2 separate regions of the Homo sapiens genome follow, and region 1 is linked to region 2. A link is a contact called in ENCODE Hi-C or POLR2A ChIA-PET data. All regions are on one chromosome and are shown on one strand. The core of a region is the stretch at or near the end of the contact, and the rest is flanking DNA. Distances in the headings are between cores, read along the strand shown. Region 1 has its middle 120 kb from the start of TLE1-DT. Region 2 overlaps TLE1-DT (TLE1 divergent transcript).

The links. Hi-C counts contacts between places; a loop is a spot of excess contacts on that map. ChIA-PET counts read pairs that join two places held with the same protein, here RNA polymerase II (POLR2A). Pooled maps may share reads with other maps.
Region 1: POLR2A ChIA-PET joins it to region 2 with 15 read pairs in AG04449. The contact joins two enhancer-like sites. A Hi-C loop is called at or near these places in 3 of 37 single-sample maps with no recorded cell type and 4 of 50 pooled maps. POLR2A ChIA-PET finds 5 or more read pairs at or near these places in 2 of 52 experiments (AG04449 and H1).

What each region holds. Positions count from the first base shown.
Region 1 is chr9:81,802,760-81,806,889 of GRCh38, forward strand. No RefSeq gene overlaps it. Among named protein-coding and RNA genes, the nearest start is that of TLE1-DT, 120 kb to the left of the region's middle. Within about 2 kb of position 1,677, at least 2 of the 41 ENCODE cell types and tissues checked have a DNase peak (open chromatin) inside an H3K27ac peak, as active enhancers do.
Region 2 is chr9:81,735,536-81,740,036 of GRCh38, forward strand. All of the region lies in intron 1 of TLE1-DT (TLE1 divergent transcript), which reads left to right. Among named protein-coding and RNA genes, the nearest start is that of TLE1-DT, 48 kb to the left of the region's middle. Within about 2 kb of position 2,178, at least 10 of the 41 ENCODE cell types and tissues checked have a DNase peak (open chromatin) inside an H3K27ac peak, as active enhancers do.

The DNA of each region.
Region 1 (4,130 bases), core at 427-2,926, 67 kb after region 2:
CACTGAAACTCACAGTCTTTTTAGATTCTGCCAAATAGTGGCCCAAAAGATTTCCCGAGACTCAGTCCCAATCACATGAAAATAATATTACTAGGTTAAGGAATCTAAAAGATATAGCCCTTAGTGATTGCTTCTCATTCTAGTTGAAGGATTTTAGCTCCTCTTACCCATGGATCTGTAACTTTTTATATCTGCTCTTGTGTCACTCAGAGGGCCTAAGAAATTTGCTCTACTGATGTTTGACACATGATAGAGTGGCACAAAGATCTTTAAAATAAAATTTTGACATATAGTATTTGTATTTTAGCCAGCTCTCTGCCATCAGCTGCCACCCCATCCCACTGGCTGTTTGCAACAAATGGATCCACTAAATAAACTCCCAAAGGAAAGACCTAATCTCTCGCAGTGCTGGAGGCAACCAGTTGGTTCAGTTTGAAGCGAATGTCTTGATTGGTTCCCATATCCTAGATCCTAAATCCTTGGATTGAATCTATGACTTGAATACTTGCCTCTTCCACAACCCATATCCTCTGTTTTTGGCATATTTCCTTACTTCCTCCAGTATTTAAACAAAAGCATTTCTGTATAGCTTCTGGATTAACTCATCTCTCAGACCCTGGCATCTCTTGTTTTCTCCAGGGTGGATTGGCTGTTATCAGAGAAGCTCTGTGCAGTCCCCCACTCTGCCTTTAAATGGAGTTTGGGAGTTCAGAATTGGGTTACTTTATGACCTGGGGTAAATCAGTTAGATCCTCTTAGTCTCAGTTTCACCATTTATACATGTCTTAGGTGGTTCAGGATGCTGTAACAAAATACTATAAACTGGGTGGCAGAAATTTACCTCTCATAGTTCTGGAGGCTGGGAAGTCCTAGATCAAAGCATTGATAGATTTGTTGTCTGTTGATGTCTGTTTTCTGGCTCATAGATAGTGCCTTCTCACTGTTACCACATGGCAGAAGGGGCCAGGGGGCTCTCTGGGGGGTCCCTTTTATAATGTCACTAATCCCACCATCCATCCTCATGACCCTAATCACCTCCCAAAGGCCTCACCCTCAAATACCATCACATTGGGGATCTGATTTCAACATATGAATTTTGGGGGGACCTACACATTTAGTCTACAGTATTAAAATTGGGAGATTTGGGACTAGGTCATCTCTGATAGTCCTTTCATTGTTAACATTCTATTTTGTTTACGATTTTTGCCTAATTCTTAAATATTACACAATTAATGTATGATTATATTCTCATTGTAAAAGGTTTTTGTTTTTGTTTTTGTTTTTTTTTAAGTCAGAGTCTCACTCTGTCACCCAGGCTGGAGTGCAATGGTGCAATCTCCGCTCACTGCAACCTCAGCCTCCTGGGTTCAAGCAATTCTGCCTCAGCCTCCTGAGTAGCTGGGATTACAGGCGCCCGCTACCACACTCGGCTAATTTTTGTATTTTTAGTAGAGACGGGGTTTCACCATATTGACCAGGCTGGTTTTGAACTCCTGACCTTGTGATCCACCCACCTCAGACTCCCAAAGTGTTGGGATTACAGGCGTGAGCCACTGCGCCTGGCTGTAAAATTTTAAATAGCACGCAAGTATACAAGTGTACAGAAAATGGCTGTAGAGTCCCTTCAGCTTCGCTGTCTTTCCCACCCCTCCTTCCACAGCCAAAGATAACTACTTACATGAACATTCCTTGATTAATTTGTATAATAAAATTTTGTCATGCAAACTTGCTTCTCTGTAACCTTTCAGCTGCTATGATTTGTGCGTTCTATTTTGGATGCTGTTAGTCATTTAAGAGGCCGGGCTTGTGAGGAATGGTGTGGATGATCTCAAAAGCACAAGCTTTCAGTAGAAGATCTGAAACATGAACAAAGAATTATTCTCCTTGGTTTGAATAAGAGTCTGTGAAGTTAGTTCTTTACCTTTTGAATGACAAGAAAATTGGAGAGGAAGGAGGTGGTGGTGAGAAGAGTGAGGGAGAAAAAGAGTGTTCTCCATCATTTTATATATTTCAGTGTGGAAAACTAGTCTTTCAGAGATTTTCTTCACTATAGCTCATGAAACTTATGTGGTTAAGAATTTTTTTGGGATTGTGTTTTGTGACTTCAGTGAGTAATTTGTCCATTGACTAGAGTAATTGAGGACATAGATTTTGGTTAAATTCTATGTAGATAGATACAATATTTCTTTAGAAAAATGTTCTCTGTTAAGATGATAAAATATGACAATTTCTACTGCCAAATTATTGTATAAACAGCAGGGTACTTAAGAGCAAAATTTAAAGAAATACAAATGCATTGTTATGATCTGGTTCCTTTGTTACTAGCACTACCTATTATCAATAGCTAATTATTTGAACAACACTACTATTGTAGAGAACCATTTTTTTTTTTTTTGAGATGGAGTTGCCCAGGCTGGAGTGCAATGGCATGATCTCGGCTCACTGCAACCTCCACCTCCCAGATTCAAACAATTCTCCTGCCTCAGCCTCCCAAGTAGCTGGGACAACAGGCACCCGCCACCACGCCAGGCTAATTTTTGTATTTTTAGAAGAGACGGGGTCTCACCATGTTGGCCAGGCTGATCTCGAACTCCTGACCTCAGGTGATCTGCCCAACTCAGCCTCCCAAAGTGCTGGGATTACAGGCATGAGCCACTGCACCAAATTAGACCTCTTCTAGAGTGAACATAGTTCCCAGGCTTTAAGAACATGATTAACAGGCACATGAAGCTCCTGTAGTTGCCTTCCTACTGTTAATCTCTTCACTTTTAACAGGTGGTACTTATAACTCATTTTACATTTATAAGATTGAATTCCATTTTCAGTTTCAGTTTCTTTCTTTCTTTGCCCCAGGTAAAATTAGAAGAATGGGGAAAAGGCTGGCAGCAGTGGCTCATGCCTGTAATCCCAGCACTTTGGGAGGTTGAGGTGGGCGTATCACGAGGTCAGGAGTATGAGACCATCCTGGCCAACATAGTAAAACCCTGTCTCTACTAAAAATACAAAAATTAGCCGGAAGTGGTGGCAGGCACCTGTAATCTGAGCTACTTCGGAGGCTGAGGCAGGAGAATTGCTTGAACCCGGGAGGTGGAGGTTGCTGTGAGCCGAGATCGCACCACTGCACTCCAGCCTGGGTGACAGACCAAGACTCTGTCTCAGAAAAAAAAAAAAAAAAAGAAGAAGAAGAAGGGGGAAAAAAGGCAATTCTCATATGCATTAAACGCCAGCCTCAATAATATTAGGTTGGTGCAAAACTACTCGTGGTTTTTGCCACTACTTTCAATGGCAAAAACCACGATTACTTTTGCACCAACCTCAATATGTTTTGCAAGCAGAAAAATTGCGCACATTTTCTTTTCACTGTTTTTGAAACTAGTGACTAGGTGCAAAAAGCTAGAATACTAACAATTATACATTCCTTAGAGCAACTAATTTTGTACTTCAAATTCTATACCCAACCAAACTTGTGTTCCAGTGGGAGGACAAAATATACTTTGGGATATGACCACAGACATTCTTCAAAAGTAATCTTCAAAACACTTTGCTGGAAAACAAGAAAAATAAATTTTATAAGTTTTATACACTTATAAAATTTGTATTTGTACACATGTATGTATGAATACATGTTTTTTGTTTGTTTAGTTTTTTTTTTTTTTTTTCGAGACTGACTCTTGCTCTGTCATTCAGGCTGGAGTGCAGAGACCCGATCTCGGCTCACTGCAAACTCTGCCTCCCGGGTTCAAGCGATTCTCGTGTGTCAGCCTCCCAAGTAAGCTGGGATTATAGGCGTGTGCCACAATGTCCGCCTAATTTTTGTATTTTAGTAGAGACGGGGTTTTACCATGTTGGCCAGGCTGGTCTCGAGCTCCTGAACTCAGGTGATCTGCCTGCTTCGGCCTCCCAAAGTGCTAAGATTATAGGCATGAACCACCGCGCCCAGACACAGGTATTTTATGAATAGAACAATGGGAAAGATGTGGGTCGAAAAACATTAAAAATGTAGCTGAGTCTAAAGAACTATTGATGCATAATATAGAAACAATTGTTAATATGGAACTAGAATTTCAACCTGTAAGTAGAAGATGTGGGAGTACAGAGATTAGAGAATAGGAAACAGAAGTGGGGTCAAA
Region 2 (4,501 bases), core at 928-3,427:
GAAAGAAAGAGAGAAAGAGAGAGAGAGAGGAAGGAAGAAAGGAAAGAAAGAAAAAGACTAGAGACTGGGTAATTTATAAAGAAAATAGGTTTCATTGGCTCATGATTTCACAGGCTGTATAGGAGGCAAGGTTGTTTCTGCTTCTGGGGAGCCCTCAGAAAACTTACAATCATGGCAGAAGGTGCGGAGGGAAAGCAGACACACCTTACGTGGCTGGAGCAGAAGCAAGGGCTGGGGGTGGGGGAGGTGCTACACACTTTTTTTTTTTTTTTTTTTTGAGACAGAGTCTCGCTCTGTCGCCCGGGCTGGAGTGCAGTGGCGCGACCTCAGCTTGCTGCAAACTCTGCCTCTCCGGTTCTCGCCATTCTCCTGCCTCAGCCTCCTGAGTAGCTGGGACTACGGGCACCCGCCACCTCGCCTGGCTAATTTTTTGTATTTTTACTAGAGACCGGGTTTCACCGCGTTAGCCAGGATTGTCTCGATCTCCTGATCTTGTGATACACCCGCCTCGGCCTCCCAAAGTGCTGGGATTACAGGCATGAGCCACCGCGCCCGGCCAGGTGCTACACGCTTTTAAATAACTAGATCTCATGATAGCTCACTATCACAAGAACAGCCCCGAGGGGATAGTGCTAAAGCATTCGTGAGAAACTGCTCCCAAAATCCAGTCACCTCCTACCAGGTCCCACCTCCAACATTGGGGGTTACAGTTTGACATGAAATTTGGGAAGGGACACAGATTCAAACCTTATCAAAGCATACCCTTTCTTGTTTGTATGAGAAACAAGAAATGAGGTTTCCCTCCAACTGGACCCTTCTCAATCTCCTCGTAAATAATCCAGATTTTCAGGGTTCAAAATACTTCAGAGCTATAAAGTAGAGACTGCTGAAAGATGTATTCATTCCTCCAGGCCTCCTAGGTGCTATTTAAAATGTTATTGCTTCATATCCCGTAATAGAAGCTGAAACCTTATTGATGGCCTTTCTCCTGATTGTTTGTATGTGGAGGGTGAAGGTTTGGGAATAAAGAGTTGGTGAACTAGAACAGAACACTGAATTAACTCTTTCAGCAAGGCTTAAAATAAAGGAGTTTAGTCTTATAAACTCTAAAGCCTAAAAGATACTGAAGCTTCCAGAATGAATCAGTAGCTATGACAGTGTCATTAGATGCAATAATTACTGGAGGGGTGAAAACCTTGTTGATGCTGACTGAAAATAGGTACATTTAATACTTCTTTTATAGCAACATTTCCAATACTGTACTAATGTGAATATTAACATAGTGTCTGTGTATTAAAATATGCACATTCTGGTTATATAGAAGAAACTTCAAACAGCCATCTTTTTATTATTAATAAAAGGTTAATCAGGTTTATGTTAACATCTTCACTTCATAGATTGGTCTGTTTGCAATAGGGAAAGAAATGAGACCATCAATGGCTAGCTTAAAAAATTCTACCTATAATAATAAACAAATATGCATGAATATAGAGGCAGCCTGAATAGTAGGTATATTTTGGATCTGGTGTAACTAGATACATGGGAAGAAAGCCCTGATTTGTAGCATTTGCCAAGCTATATGGTGCAAATATTTCTACCATGTTTGACTTCTGGCTACCACATGGCATCACAGAATGCGAAGTTGGGAGGAGATACACCCAGTTGGTTCTGTGAGATGTATGAGCGAGTCCTACATCATTGTTTATAATTCTTGGAAAGCCAGTTGGGTGGTAGGTACTTGGATAAGCCTTCTTATAATACTATAGGAAACAAGGGCAAATTTTATTGGCAAGGTCTGTGGCAGAGTCATGTAATGTGCATTGAATCTCCATTTACTCCCTGATAATTCTCATCGGCCAATGGACTGGGAGCAGAGATGGAAACATTTAAAAGTTGTGGAACCCCTCAGCCCTCTCTTCCCTTACTACTGCCATCAGAGAGGTCGCATTCCCAATGGTGCAGATACAAGATGGTGTAACCCATATCAACCTGTTTCCATGAATGTCTGTGTGGAGCCCAATGCCCATTCACCCACACTGGGTATGTACGATGCTTCAGTTTGCTACTACTGCCTAACAAGCTATCCCATACAAAATGGTTTAAAACAACAATTTGTTGTTACTTCTCCAATTTTATGAGTTGGCTGGGCTCACCTGGGGAGTTCTTACAGTCTCGCTTAGAGTCTGTCCTGTGGTTGTGTTCAGATGGTGCCTGGGTCTGGGGTGCTTAGGAAGCTTGACTGTGATTGAACTAAAGATGCTTCTTTGCTTATGTCTGGCACTTTGGTGCTCCTCTGCATAGAGGTTCATTCTTCAGATATTTTATATTGTGAATGGCTCCAAATGCAGTATCAGGAAGTGCCCGGATTTCTAAGGCACTGGGGAGAGCCACAGTGTCACTTCTGCCACACTTATTTCTGTACACTTCCTTGTTTAAAATGAGTCATGAGATCGTGCAGAGTCAGAGTGGGAGGTAACTTTCCAAGGGTGCGATTGCCAGGAGGGAAGAGTCATTGGGAGCCCTTTTTGGAGACTAGCTACCACATACCATGAGTAAGAAACAAACCTTTGTCATGTTAAGCCACTTAGATTTCAGGGTTAATTTGTTCCCTTGGCAAAAACCTAGCCTAATCTGATTAACCCAGAAATTGGTACTGTATTAGTGATGATAAGCTAGAAAAAACAAACGCCCAAATATCTGTGGCTTAACACATAGTCCCCTGGGGATCTGATGACACTCCAGGACTGCGGCCTTCTAATGGTGACTCAGGGGTCCACGCTGCTTGCCTTTTGTTGGTTCACCATCCAGAACATGTGACTTCTAGCTAACTGGTGCAGAGGAAAGAGATCCTGGGGACTCATAGGTCTTCAGTACCTATTAACCAGAACTAGTCATGTGCCCCCTCACTCCAGCTACAAACAGGCTGAGAAATTGTGGGGAGCATGTGGGCATTTGGTGATTAGTAGATGTCTTGGTCATAATGTGATGTGGGATTCTTGGCCTCTTTTTTTCCTCCCTTCCCCTTATCTTATCCTCTGTAAGAAATTTAAAAGAAAGAAAGAGATAGAGAGAAGGAAGGAGGGAAAATAGGAGGGAGGGAAGAAGAAAGGAAGGAATGAATGAGGCAGGAAGGGAGAAAAAATGGAAGGAAGAATACCGGCAGGAATTTGCTCTATAGGATGTAAAATGCAACCACTAAAACTACTAAAAAAAAATACTATCAACAGATACTGCTAAATAAAAACTATTAACAAAGAACTGTAATAGCAGAGGCTTTCACTGTGTTTTTAACCTGTTTCATTTTCCTTTTTAATCAGCAATGATAAGGAAACTAAACTGGATTAAGTGCTATCATCTTGGAGGTGCAAAGGCAAACAAGGAGAAAGAAGTGATTGAAGAGCACTTCAGAAAGCTTGGTACATTCAAATCAGCAGGGCTTGATTACTCGCATCCCAGGACACTTAAGGAATTGGCAAATATAATTGCAAGACCACCAGCCTTTATTTTAGAAAATGAAGGTTGGACAGAAGAAGGTCCTGACAAGTAAAATCAGCAGATGGAGTACCTGTTTTTTAAAAGAGGGAAAAGGACAGCTGTAGTAATTATAGACTATTCAGTTTATCTTGGATACCTGGGAAGATACAAGAGCAAATCATCAAACAATCAATTTGCAACCACCTAGAAGAGTACAAGCTACTGGGTCGTAATCAACGTGATTTTGTGAAGTGCAAATTATGCCACACCAATTTAATTTTATCTATGATAGAGTGATGAGCCTGGCAGAAGAGGGGAAAGCAATATCTACAACTGGACTTCAATAAGGTTTTTAATTTTCATTTTTTTATTTAAAATATTCCATTTCCTGGCTTTTTCAGCATCAATCTTCTGAGAGGATGCTACTTGAACAGCAGTTGGGTAGGCATGATTCTGGGTAAAACCCTCAAAATGGTAAAAACAAGGATTCTACTCCAGGTTGACATAGGTATTAGTAGTAGTTGTTATTATTATTATTATTATTATTATTATTATTATTTTATTTTTTATTTATTTATTTTTTTTGAGACGGAGTCTCGCTCTGTCGCCCAGGCTGGAGTGCAGTGGCGTGATCTCCGCTCACTGCAGTCTCCGCCTCCTGGGTTCATGCCATTCTCCTGCCTCAGCCTCCCGAGTAGCTGGGACTACAGGCACCCGCCACTACGCCCAGCTAATTTTTTGTATTTTTAGTAGAGACGGGGTTTCACCATGTTAGCCAGGATGGTCTTGATCTCCTGACCTCGTGATCTGCCCGCCTCGGCCTCCCAAAGTGCTGGGATTACAGGCGTGAGCCACCGTGCCTGGCCATTGTTATTATTATTTTAATCAATTGATGTAGACAAAGATGACAGTAGTGAGGTGAAGATGGCATTCTCCATCACTGATGAGAAATATGACAGAAAATAGAAGATGTAAAAACTCATTTAAGGGGTCCAACAGCTAAGTAATATGAGATCCAGAAGTGGAG